2 separate regions of the Homo sapiens genome follow, and region 1 is linked to region 2. Evidence: chromatin loops called from intact Hi-C (ENCODE). Cell type or tissue: PC-9. All regions are shown on one strand. Each heading gives the region's core, and the rest is flanking DNA. Links, peaks and the distances in the headings are about the cores only.

The links. A loop is a pair of places that touch in the nucleus more often than their neighbours do. Peaks named below come from ENCODE experiments on the same cell type or tissue, not always from the same donor. Only the 100,000 strongest peaks of a DNase experiment are listed, where the experiment ranks them.
Region 1: it touches region 2 in a loop (4-fold over the local background); 2 of 110 quality-filtered maps call a loop at or near these places.

What each region holds. Positions count from the first base shown.
Region 1 is chr16:89,326,407-89,332,986 of GRCh38, forward strand. All of the region lies in intron 2 of ANKRD11 (ankyrin repeat domain containing 11), which reads right to left. The region is part of intron 1 of LOC128462377; the gene reads right to left. Among named protein-coding and RNA genes, the nearest start is that of ZNF778, 110 kb to the left of the region's middle. RefSeq lists enhancers at 1-507, 4,003-4,526. In PC-9, for the core only: no CTCF peak of the experiment used is centred there; a DNase peak (open chromatin) is centred at 3,915; H3K4me3 peaks cover 372 bases; H3K27ac peaks cover 2,250 bases.
Region 2 is chr16:89,440,429-89,447,008 of GRCh38, forward strand. All of the region lies in intron 1 of ANKRD11 (ankyrin repeat domain containing 11), which reads right to left. The region is part of intron 1 of LOC101927817 (a long non-coding RNA gene); the gene reads left to right. It also overlaps the pseudogene RNU6-430P. Among named protein-coding and RNA genes, the nearest start is that of ANKRD11, 47 kb to the right of the region's middle. In PC-9, for the core only: CTCF peaks have their summits at 3,451 and 3,652; a DNase peak (open chromatin) is centred at 3,153; H3K4me3 peaks cover 1,748 bases; H3K27ac peaks cover 2,500 bases.

The sequences.
Region 1 (6,580 bases), core at 2,570-5,069, 110 kb before region 2:
CACCACTCAGCAACCACCCACCCACTGCTCAATCTACCCCCAAATTACACAAATAGGGCCAGGCACGGTGGCTCACCCCTGTGGTCCCAGCTACTCAGGAGGCCAAGGCAGGGGGGTCATTTGGGCCCAAGAGTTTGAGACCCGGGCAATGTAGGGAAACCTCATCTTTACAAAAATATCAAAAAATTAATCAGTCGAGGTGGCACGCACCTGTAATCCCAGCTCCTTGGGAGCCTGAGGCAGGAAGACCCCTTGGGCCCAGGAGGTCGAGGCTGCAGTGAGCTAAGATTGCACCACTGCACTCCAACCTTGGTGACAGAGCAAGACCCTGTGTGAAAAAAACCCAAACCCCAAACCAAAAAAACACAACCGGGGCATGAAAAAGTGCTTGGCCCAGAGCAGTGCCCCAAAGCATCTCCTAAGAAAGGGGCTTAACACAAAGCCTGCCCGCCAGGGGCTGCTGGTGGCATCCGGGCACATCTGCACGTGGGGCTGACAGGACTAAGGAGGTTCCACAGACACACGACCAGGCGGAGACGCAGAGAAAAGCAGGTACAGCAAGAAGTCCACTGGGCAATGCAGAGGTGGGGAATGCAGAGGGGGAATGCAGAGGTGGGGAATGCAGAGGTGGGGAATGCAGAGGTGGGAAATGCAGAGGTGGGGAATGCAGAGGTTGGAAATGCAGAGGTGGGGAATGCAGAGGTTGGAAATGCAGAGGGCACCTACACTTCTGATGACAGCGAAATATGTAAGGCTGGCTCAACCATCAATCAGTCAACGTCACCCAGCATGCCAACAAGCTAAAGAAGAAACACCACATAATCACAACTGGTACAGAAAATCATTTGATAAAATTCAAAACTCACGATAAAAATTCCTAGGAAAACAGGAGTGTGGAGAAACATCCTCAACACGATAAAGGCCAACTACCAAGAACTCAAGGCTGACATGATCAAGAGTGACGTGCTGAGGGCTGCAGATGGAATGGCATACAGGGCAGAAAGGAAGAAATGGAATAAAACTGTCTCTCTCTGAAGATGGTGTAAGTGTCCATGTCGAAAATCACAAGGAATCTATCAAAAATTCCAAGAAACTTTATTTAATAGAGTTCAGCAAGGACACAGAATCCAAGATCAACACACAAACACCTATCCTATTTCTGCAATAATCCTATGAAAACAAGAAATAAAGACAGTACCATCCTATTTCTGCATGCTACCAATAATCCTATGAAAACAAGAAATACACAGTACCATTCTATTTCTACATGCTAGCAATAATCAAATAAAAACATGAAATAAAGACAGTACCATTTATAGGTGCTCCAAATAAAAATAAATGCTTAGGTTCATATGGAACAAAACTAGAAAAACCTATACACATTTTAGGAAAAAACAGGAGAAAATCTTTAGGACCTAGGGCCAAGAGTTGTCAGACATGGCAACAAAAGCACAATCCATAAAAGAAAAAACTGATAAACGACCTCGACAAAATTAAAAACTTTTGCTCTTTGAAAGACCTAGTTTAAAGAGTGAAAAGACAAACTGCAGACAGGGAAAAATATCTGCAAATCACAAGTCAGATAGCAGGCTTGTATGTAGAAGAAAGAAGTATCAAACAACAAACATTAATTAGAAAATAAGAGAAAACACACAGACATTCAGAAGAGGTGCACGTGGTGAACAAGCCATGAAGGCACTCGACATCCTAAGCCGTTAGGGAAACACAACTTAAAGCCGCAATGAGATATTACTGCACACCAATCGGAACAGCTAAAATACAAAATACTCAAGGATGCTGGAGAGGATGTAGAAAAGCTGGAACTCTCTCGCTTGCTGTGGGAACGCAAAGTGGTGTTGCTGCTCTGGAGAACAGCAAGGCAGCCTTACGAACCTAAGTGTGCGCTTGCTGCCCCACTCAACAACTGCACCCCAGGACATTTATCTGAGAAAATGGAACCTCATGTGAACACAAAGACCTGTTTGCGAATGTTCACAGAACTTTCACTGATAATAGACAATGGGGAAAACCCTTCAACAGGTGTCCCAGCGGTGTCCTCGAAACTGGGTTTCATTCACATCACGGCATCCCCTCAGCAGTAAAAGGGATGGCTATGGATACACCCAAGCGTATGGGTGAATCTGCAGAGGCCCCTGCTGAGTGAGTGGACACACCCAGGCGTACGGGTGAATCTGCAGAGGCCCCTGCTGAGTGAGTGGACACACCCAGGAGCACGGGCGAAATCAGCGGAGGCCCCTGCTGAGTGAGTGGACACACCCAGGAGCACGGGCGAAATCAGTGGAGGCCCCTGCTGAGTGAGTGGACATACCCAGGAGCACGGGCGAAATCAGCGGAGGCCCCTGCTGAGTGAGTGGACACACCCAGGCGCACGGGCGAATCAGCGGAGGCCCCTGCTGAGTGAGTGGACATACCCAGGAGCACGGGCGAAATCAGTGGAGGCCCCTGCTGAGTGAGTGGACATACCCAGGAGCACGGGCGAAATCAGTGGAGGCCCCTGCTGAGTGAGTGGACATACCCAGGAGCACGGGCGAAATCAGTGGAGGCCCCTGCTGAGTGAGTGGACATACCCAGGCGCACGGGCGAATCTGCAGAGGCCCCTGGTGAGTGAGTGGACGCACCCAGGAGCACGGGCGAATCAGCGGAGGCCCCTGCTGAGTGAGTGCACAAAGCCCACCTCTTAGGTCACTCCCTGTGGACTCTACTCCCACGGCTTCCTCCAGGACAAAACCACCAACCTCGGGGAAACAGGCGGGGACTCCGTGAGGAGGGCTCATGTCTGTCGGTGGCTGTCGAGGAGGCTCTAGGACCAGGTATCCAGGATAAGACGGGGGATCTGAATCAAGTCTGCAGGGCGGTCACCCTGTCTTCCAATGTCATGTTCCCGGCCACTGGGCGAAGGTGGGGAAGGGCACAAGGGATGCTGCTATTTTTGCAACTTCCTGTGAGTCTATAATGATTTCACAGAAAAAAGGAAAAAAAAGGGAGAAAAAACACAAGGGGTGTAAGGAGACTCCCATGGGTGATGAATAGTCTATACTTTTAGGTGATGGTGTTTCCCCAACGGTATACGTTTCCCAAAACCCACTGAGCTGTAAATTTAAAATGAGTGAATTTTATGTCAATTGTAATTCAATAAAGCTGTTAAAAAATTAACTAGAAACAGAAAAAAATTTTAATTCCCATAGAAAGAAGGAATAAAGTAAAAAAACAGTATGAGGTAGGAGGTAAGCTTCCTTTCATAAACCTTGTTTTGTGTATTTGGCTTTGGAATCATGCATTTTACATCATTTAAAACATTAAATATAAAATGAGACTGGGTGCAGTGAATCCCAGCAGTCTGGGAGGCCCAGGCAGGCAGATCACTTGAGGTCAGGAGTTCGAAACCAGCCTGGCCAACATGGTGAAACTCTCTACTGAAAATACAAAAAATTAGCCGGGCATGGTGGTGCGTGCCTGTAATCCCAGCTACTTGGGAGGCTGAGGCACTGGGAGGCAGAGGCTGCCGTGAGCAGAGATCACACCACTGCACTCCAGCCTGGGCGACAGACAAGAGTGAGACCTTGTCTCAAAAATAAAATAAAATAAAATAAAATAAAATAAAATGTAAAAACATAAAATTTTGTTTATGTATTCACATTAAATATAAACATTTTAATAATGTTTAAAATGATTTAAATATACTTGAATGACATTAAACATTTAAAGGATTTAAAGCATTCAATATAAAAATACAAAAAGCAATCTCTACAACTTCAAAAAGGAAGAGGAAGCAATACACTTAGCTGTGTGTCCGGTCAGGGGCAGGACACAAAGCATTTGTCAACAATGACCATGCAGCCACCACCACACCAGGAGCATTCCTGACAGCACGCAGCTTCTGGGTGGGTGGGAAGGCTCGGGAGACCTGGCTCAGGATGTGAGTCAGGTGCTAGGGGAGCCAGTGGAGAGGGAGGGGCTGCTTCCCAGGTGGCCGCTCGCACACCGGGAGGGCTGCTGCTGGCTCTGGCAGAAGGCCCAAATTCCTTGGTGCACAGACACGGCTGCGGATGTGTGGACATGTCCGTGGGGCTACGTGAGGGTCCCCGTGACGTGGCAGCGGGTTTCCACAGTGCAGTCATTGATGGGGTGGTGTGGGGGGGAGCCACGGCACCTCTGTGACCTAGTATCGGAAGCAAGGGGCTGCGTGAGGGTCCTCGTGACACGGCAGTAGGTTTCCCCAGTACAGTGACTGGGGGGGGGGGGGGGGGGCGGGGGCGGAGGAAGCTGCAGCATCTCTTGTATCGGAAGTCCCACGGCTTCACTTCCACCTCATCCTGTTCCTCCTCGGCGAGTTCCAACCTCTAGCCCACACTCTGCAGAGAACGGTGCTCCACTTCTGAAGGGAGGCAGATCAAAGATTCTGTGGACACTCTTTAAACTTCCCCCAGTGGCTTTTGATTAAAACCTGGTAATTTGACTGTACAGTTCTAGTTAGTGCCATATGCCCTGAGGACAAAAATTAAAATTTTGAAAAATATTATAAGCAAAACACCTTCCTTTTTCTTGAGACGGAGTCTCACTTTGTCGCCCAGGCTGGAGTGCAATGGTGCCATCTCGGCTCACTGCAACCTCTGCCTCCCAGGTTCAAGCAATTCTCCTGCCTCAGCCTCCTGAGTAGCTGGGACTACAGGTGCCTGCCACCATGCCCGGCTAATTTTTCTATTTTGAGGAGAGATGGGGTTTCGCCATGTTGGCCAGGCTGGTCTCGAACTCCTGACCTCAGGTGATCTGCCTGCTTTGGATTCCCAAAGTGCTAGGATTACAGGCATGAGCCACTGCGCCCGGCCTGATGAAATACATTCTTAATATTAACTTCATGTGTTTCTTTTTACTCTATAATGAGGCTAATAGAAAATTTAAAATTAGATGCACAGTTCACATCATATATCTCATGGACAGAACAACTCTATGGGACAGAAGACCCCGATCTCTGACAAACAGGCAAAAATCCCAGAGAAAAGAACAAAGGGAGAATTTACAGATTAAAGACTTAAAAGACATCAAAGAATCTTAGTGTGTAGACCCTGTTTGGAAACCAGTTCAAACAAAGAACTGCTGAAGAAAATGGCACATTTAGGAAAGAGCCTTTTGATACCGCTGGGTGTGTGGTGACACTGAGAAAGTTCAAGGCACCCAGCGATTCAGGAGATAGAGATTTATAGATATGTATTTAGGTACAGGGTCTCCTCTGTCGCCCAGGCTGCAGTGTAATTAAATAATCACAGCTCCCTACAGCCTCGAACTCCTGGGTTCAAGGGATCCTCCTGCCTCAGCCTCCCAAAATATTGGGGCTACAGGCATGAACCACCACACCTAGCCTGTGTGCTATTTTTATTTTCATTTAGTCTAAGATACGGTGATGGTTTTGAATGTTTTCGGCGGATGCAATGGTGTGGACTCGGGTTTGGTTCCGGGTTAACGGGCTGGGGTGGCTCCTGCACGTGGGCCCCACATGCTGGGAACCGTCATCACCACTGTGTTCACCACACTCTCTCTTAAGAAGGGCACACAAAACATTCAAAAAAAATTTAAAAACTCAGTAGCATGCAGTGGCTGATGCCTCTAATCCCAGAACTTTGGGAGGCTGAGGTGGAAGGGATCATTCGATCCCAGGAGTTTGAGACCAGACTGGGCAACATGGCAAGATTCCATCTCCATATTAAAAAAAAAAGATAATAATCTTAAAAGACACAATTCCAGAAGCTGCAGAATGTGTCACAGAAATGACTTCCTTACGTATTAAAGAATCCTCACAATAAAGGATCATTTTACAAGCAGACTATAAACACTGAAACAGACAAAAAACTAAAAACCCAACTCATGAGAAACACCTGGTGAACGCTCTTCAGCTCCGTGAAGTCCTGGGATGGCCCAAGCACCTCTGGTGGGCTGTACCTTTTCAGAAAGAAACACTGAGCCCCCCAAGTCCCCGAGGACAGAGATGCCTTACAGCTCCACACGTCCCTCCACAACGGCAGCACCTGTACCCGCAGCTCTGGGGAGAAATGACACCTGCAGGCCAAGACAAATGCAAGAAAACAGCCTCGTCTGCTCACTGATTCTCACCAACTTCCTCTATAAAATGAGGACAAGAACCCATTCTCCTAAAGGATTTTGTGGGGATTAAATGAAAAAGCACTATCTAAATCCAAGTTATCATCACTGTAATGGCTTTAGAAAAAAGCAAACGACAAACACAACGAGAGAGGCGCTGAGACCAGGCAGGGCTCTCCTCCGGCAGGGCCTGGTCTGCACTGCCCTCTCTGAGGAAAGTGCCCCGCTGCCCTGACCTCCCTAGTTTCACACCTCCACACCTCCAAGGAGGTTATCCTGGTACAACTGAGAAAGCAAGCAATTCCCTTAGAAACGTCCATTTCTTTCCTTTATGCTCAAATGTTTTATTACTCCTTAGGGCTGCTTTGTTTTTTAACGCAAGGGTCCACAGTTGAGAACGTAGTTACAAACTCAAGAAACGAGCTGCAACAGAACAGCGGGGCTGCTCCACGCTTCTCAGCCATTT
Region 2 (6,580 bases), core at 2,488-4,987:
AAACCTCAACTTTGTAACAATAAAAACAGAATAAAAACTTAGCTGGGCATGGAGGTGTGCACCTGTAGTCCCAGGCACTCAGGAGGCTGAGGTGGGAGAATTGCTTGAGACCAGGAGGTCAACACTACAGTGAGCTGTGAGTACCAATGCACTCCAACCTGGATGACACGACAAAACTCTGTCTCAAAAGGAGGGGGAGGAGGAGGTAAGAGGGAAAGGAAGAAAGCATAAGAAAATATCAAGCACAAACTAAGGGCCCCAAAAAATCCAACTCACAGCAACGTGGGCAGAGCCCTGGAGAAGCCAGAGGACATCCAGGCACCACCCAGCAAGGGGCTACAGAAAGGGGGCCACCTGCCTCCAAGCCTGCCGGGACTGAAAATAAATCCATGTGGCATCAACAGGAACATCTGTGGCTGTGTGGCAATGCGTGTGAGTGCGCATGAATCCTGGTGTGGCTGGTGTGTGTCACAGTCAAAACGGAAAGAGAGAGCGCATCGTGGTTTATAAAAAATAAGTTTCCTTGCGGCCAGACACAGTGGCTCACGCCTGTAATCCCAGCACTTTGGGAGGCCGAGGCGGGCAGATCATGAGGTCAGGAGATCGAGACCATCCTGGCTAACACCGTGAAACCCTGTCTCTACTAAAAATACAAAAATTAGCCGGGCGTGGTGGTGGGCGCCTGTAGTCCCAGCTACTCGGGAGGCTGAGGCAGGAAAATGGCGTGAACCTGAGAGGCAGAGATCGCAGTGAGCCAGGATCGAGCCACTGCACTCCAGCCTGGGCCACAAAGTGAGACTCCGTCTCAAAAAAAAAAAAGTTTCCTCGCTATGCATGCGCTAAAACCCTCTGGAGTGAAGTCCTAAAATATTTAAATGAATTTTCATTCTGAAGAGACTACAGAACTTCTCAACACAGGCTCTCTTACACAGACTCTATTACACAGACTTTTTTAAGATCTTGCACATCCAATGTCAGAATATATTCCATCACCCAGCAACAAAAGCAGTCAGGAAAAAAACTTCAGAAAAAGAATTATTAAAAAATACGCAAACCTGGCCGGGCGCGGTGGCTCACGCCTGTAATCCCAGCACTTTGGGAGGCCAAGGCGGGCGGATCACGAGGTCAGCAGATGGAGACCATCCTGGCTAACATGGTAAAACCCCACCTCTACTAAAAATACAAAAAATTAGCTGGGTGTGGTGGTGGGCACCTGCAGTCCCAGCTACTCGGGAGGCTGAGGCAGGAGAATGGCATGAACCCAGGAGGCGGACTATGCAGTGAGCCAAGATCGTGCCACTGCACTCCAGCCTGGGCAACAGAGCGAGACTCCGCCTACAAAAAAAAAAAAAAAAAAAAAAAAAACGCAAACCTGACTCTTAAAAAATTAAACATACCCTGCATAACTGAACAGTGTCCACAAGCAGGAATCTCTCTGGATGGCAAGGTGGCAGCCGACTATGGCACTCACCAAAAAGGCACCTTCCCCCATCATCCATGCAAAGACCTTTCCCAAAGCCACCAGACCTCCGTTCAAACAACTCAAATCCGGTCTAGAAATTAAAAATCCTTGTACTGAAAGCAAAATCAGGGTTAGCTGTGACTAAGATCCAAGAAATAAACTTTTTAAAAAGTAATAAACATGAATTCATCAGTATGAAAAAGGTCTGTGCACAGTGAGCAGTTGGCACACCGATGCAGTGCACCGAGGGCCAAGGCGAAGGCCGCAGGGGGAGGAGGCTCAGCAGAGGGAGGACACCCCAGCTGACAACGCACGCCCACTGGTGCCAGTGCTTTGGAGAACATGCCAGGTCATGTCTACGCTTTCCTCACTAAGGATTTAATTTCAGTATTCTACAATCTAACTCTACACTCTCAAAACATAATTAGAAACAATGTTTTGAATGTGATGGAGGGATGCAGTAGAGCTTCTCTAGAAAATGCTTTTGAATCTGTCTCAGAAAACCACCTGTTTTGTAGAGACCAAGACTCTTCCTCCATTTTGGCTCAAGCTGGATCCTGAGTAAAAGACAATCCCACAAACGCCCCTTTATGCACAGCTTCCCCCACACGCTGTTTGTCTCTGTTTCTCTCTCTCTCAATACCCCTAGATTTTAGGTCAAAACAAACCTGTTTCCACCAGCTGGACAGTATCATTCAGGAACGGTTTTACGCATCAAAGACTCATTTCCAGATAAAGCTGAAGCTCCAGGGAGGAGGCCTGTGTCCCACAAAGGCCAGGTGCTGACACGGTTAGTCCTTTCCTCCCCACCACCCACCAGGAATGTTGCTGGAACCCAGACACGCACAGCAAGGTTCTGCTGTTTACCCTGCTCCCCGGTGGCAGGAAGGTGTGTGCCCTATTCTCACTCCAACCCCATCACGGCCTGGTGAGCCTCCGGCGCTCCTGCCCCTTACAGCACAAGCCGGCCACCACCTCCCACGGGCCCTGACACTGTCACTCAACACCTCACCACAGCACCCAGCCTCTGCCTCTTTCATTAGACATAAGCAAGGATTTTTCCTCTAGCCAGGAAGTTTTTCAAATGTGAAGTATTTCATTTTTTTCTTCTTATTTTTTTGAAACAGAATCTCGCTCTGTCATCCAGACTGGAGTGCAATGGTGCAATCTTGGCTCACTGCGACCTCTGCCTCCCAGGCCCAAGCAATTCTCCTGCCTCAGCCCCCGTGTAGCTCGGATTACAGGCATGCATCACCACGCCCAGCTAATTTTTATATTTTCAGTAGAGACAGGGTTTCACCCTGACCTCAAGTGATCTGCCCGCCCTGGCCTCCAAAGTGCTGGGATTACAGGTGTGAGCCACCTCACCCGGCCTCAAATGTGAAGTATTTCAAATCGAACTTGTTCACAGTCAAGGCAAGCATGGCATGCTTGCTTTGGCCAGCACATGTACTAAAAATTCGAACAACAGAGACGATTACCATAGCCCCTGTGCAATGATGACATGCAAATTTGTGAAGCATTCCATACTTTAAAAAAAACACACACAGATTGGGACCTGCTCTGCAAGGCATCAGATGCCTTCCAGTCAGTAAGAGACAAGAGATACACAGGGTGCTCCCATTCCCACAGCAAGCACCACCCTGCACCACTAGTATTAGCACCACCCACATGGAAGGGTGCCAGACACATACCTACTAGCTGCCTGCCACGCATGGAAAATTCTTTAGGCAATACCCTCCGCACCCAGAAGGCTACCAGACCTGTTAAGCCTTTTCAACCAGTTTTTGCAAGCAAGAGAAATGCAATTCTTAAGAGCGGGAACACCCCTTTATTACATGTAAAGATACACAAGCTGGATGAATTGAATAGGGGTGAACAGTGATGACCCATGACCAAGATGCATTAAGAAACAGATCTGCACAGGAAGGTGGAACAAGGCCCGTGAGTGCAGAGCAAGCCTGCTGGGAGGGCAGGGGCTTGTCTTGGAGGAAAGTGCCAACAAAGCCTGTGCCAACTACAGCTGCCGTGCCGGGCCGGCGTCAACACCGAAGGAGAGGTGTGCAGAGACAAAGCGGCCTGTCAGGCTGAACAGGGAGGCAGAAACTCCGCAGACCAAGAATACAGTTTCCATAGTACCCTGTAACTCACCAAGGCTGGGACAAAGGTTAATGAAAAGTTCAAATCTGAAATAAATAACAACTCACTTCGGTATTTTACAAAAAAGGTAGTTAAGTATTTTTTTTGTGTTCCTGCATAAAATACTAGTAAGACTCAAAACAGGTAGATACTGATATGCAAGTTTTAAAATCACAAGCAGAAGAAACAACACTCTGTATGCCCTTCCAGGTGGAAATGCAGTCAGCAGAAAACTGTCTCCATGAGATAAATGCTCCTGCCCAAAGCCCACTCTAGCAATGCTTCCTCCCTGAACCACAACTCTGAACAGGCTGCCACTCACTGCAACTCCTTGCACATGACAGACTTGCTGGGAAGAGCAGGTGCGTACTAAACATTTTCTTTGGGCTCCAGAAAGCACTAACGGCCTACTTTTGCAACGGGGCGGTCGGGGGGGTGGAGTGGAGGGAGGGGGGTTGTGTAGGGTTTGCCATCAGCGTTACCCTGGAGCTAGTCCAGCCCTGGACTTCGATATCACCTGAAATCCAATCATCAAACTTTGCCCACTGTTTCTTCTCCAAAAGCAAGGAAAAGAAAAGCTATCATGAGCCCCTTCAGGGTCTAGCAGCATACAAGACTGCTTTTAGAAATTCTACTCCAGGCATAGTGGCTCACGCTTGTAATCCCAGCACTTTGGAAAACAGGAAGGAGGATGGCATGAGCCCATGAGCTCAAGACCAGGCTGGATAACACAGCCAGATCCCGTCTCTGTTATAAATAAATAAATAAAATGTAAAAAAAAGAGAAATTCTACCAAATAAAGATCAACTATGATGTAACAACCAAGTAACCCTACAGTGTGAGAAATGCATGAGGGGCTTAAGCTCAGGGAACCACCACCTAAAGAGAGAGGCAGAGACCTCAGAGGACATCACCACAGGAGCAGGCAGGCTCCCACCCAGACAGTGGCACACTGCCACCCTTGCAAACCTACCACACAGACCCGTTCAGCACCTGCCCTTGCACCACCCACCTGGAGGCTCAGCATCCAGGTGTGCTGGCCCCTTGGGTGAGGGTGCCCAGGCACTCACCAACTGAAGTCCCCATCTCTCCACGGCAGGCCCACCTCAGAGGAGGCAAATGTTAACGGCTGATTTCTTCCCATAAAGCTAAGCCCTTATCCATGTGGCTTGTTTACAAAAGTAAAACAGGCTGTTTGGACATGGCATTAACCAATGTATTAGTAAGGGAAGGGGAGCAAGCTGTTTTCTTTAACTAATATATATAGGTCCAACCCTAGTTCAACCACTGCTCAGCCGTTTCGAACCACTGGCTGAGCAAATTCAGCCTCTCTGAGGTTCAGGTAAACTAAGAGGTCATCTCCTTGGGGCGTAAGATGCTACCCCTGAAGCAACATCACACCTCTCATGGACGTCACTATCATCCTCCACCCCAACCTGCAAACATACCTAGGACCAGTGCCCCAGCCCCAAGGAGCCACAGAGGCTGAGGATGATCCGTCCTCCAAATGCTCAGGCTACTCTGAAGCAGGAAACAAAGACAGCAATAACCACAAGCACAGGGACAATGTCCTGCCTGACACCTGAATTCTTACTCTGATATCTCAACATCCTCTTCAATAAAATCAGGAAATAACTGTATTTTTTTAAAAAAACGATTTTGAGCCCGGGCACTGTGGCTCACGCCTATAGTCCCAGCACTTTGGGAGGCTGAGGCAGGCAGATCACCTGAGGTCAGGAGTTCGAGACCAGCCTGACCCACATGGAGAAACCCCGTCTCTACTAAAAATACAAAATTAGCCAGGTGGTGCATGCCTGTAATCCCAGCTACTCAGGAGGCTGAGGCAGGAGAATCACTTGAACCCAAGAGGCAGACATTGTGGTGAGCGGAGATCGTGCCATTGCACTCTGGCCTGGGCAACAAGAGCGAAACTCCGTCTCAAAAACAAAAACAAAAAAAAAAATTTTTTGTTAAAAAAAAAAAAAAAAAAACCAGCCTAGTATATGTTCCTGCCTAAGAGAATATGAAGCTTTGTTTTGTTCTTCAGATGGATCCACACTTAGAACCACCATCTTTAAAAAAAAAAAACTGTTTAAAAAGGACTTCCAATTGCATTTCATGAAGGCAGTGGGTAGAAAATCCTTGATCAGTCCCTAATTGGGTGTGTTTTCCATGAATGAGCTATTGGGATACAGAGTGTCGAGAACAAGAAAACAGCTTCTAATATGAAAACAGATGAGGTTCTCCTAAAGCTTCTGTGACAGCTGCATCTAAACAGTTTAACACTGAGGTGGACGGGCGCAGTGGCTCACGCCCCTAATCCCAGCACTTTGGGAGGCCCAGACAGGCAGATCGCTTGAGCCCTGGAGTTCGAGACCAGCCTGGTCAACATAGCAAAACCCCATCTCTACAAAAAACACAAAACTTATCCGGGTGTGGTGGCAAGCATCTGTACTCCCAGCTGACAGGGAGGCTAAGAAGGAAAGGTCACTTAAGCTCAACAGGCAGAGGTGGCAGTGAGCTGTGATCATGCCACTGCACTCCAGCCTGGGTGACAGAGCGAGCCCCCGTCTCAAACAAAAACAAAAACCAAAAAAAACCCACAGACTCAATTCTGGCTGCCAGGCCATCAAGGGCTGTGAAGTGAAGCCCTGAGATCCTTGTGGCAGGACCCTGGACACACAATGACAGTGCCACCAGCCACAGCCATGCCCAGCAAGCAGCTTCCTGTCCAGTGAGCACCAAGGGGCCCTTCTCACACACAGCCTCCCACTCAAACCTCGAGCATCCGCTTCTCTCCTCCTCCACTCTGGGGCACAGAGGCTCTCGCCAGCCCCCACAGCTGCTTCTCCGCTTGTCACCCTGCCACACACCCTCTGTCCCTGCAGTTCCAGGGACAGCCGAGGTGTTCTCACTCTGCACCAAGTGCCTCACGGGCCAGGTCCTGCTTAAAGCCTGAATGAAGCAAAGCTTGGAAAG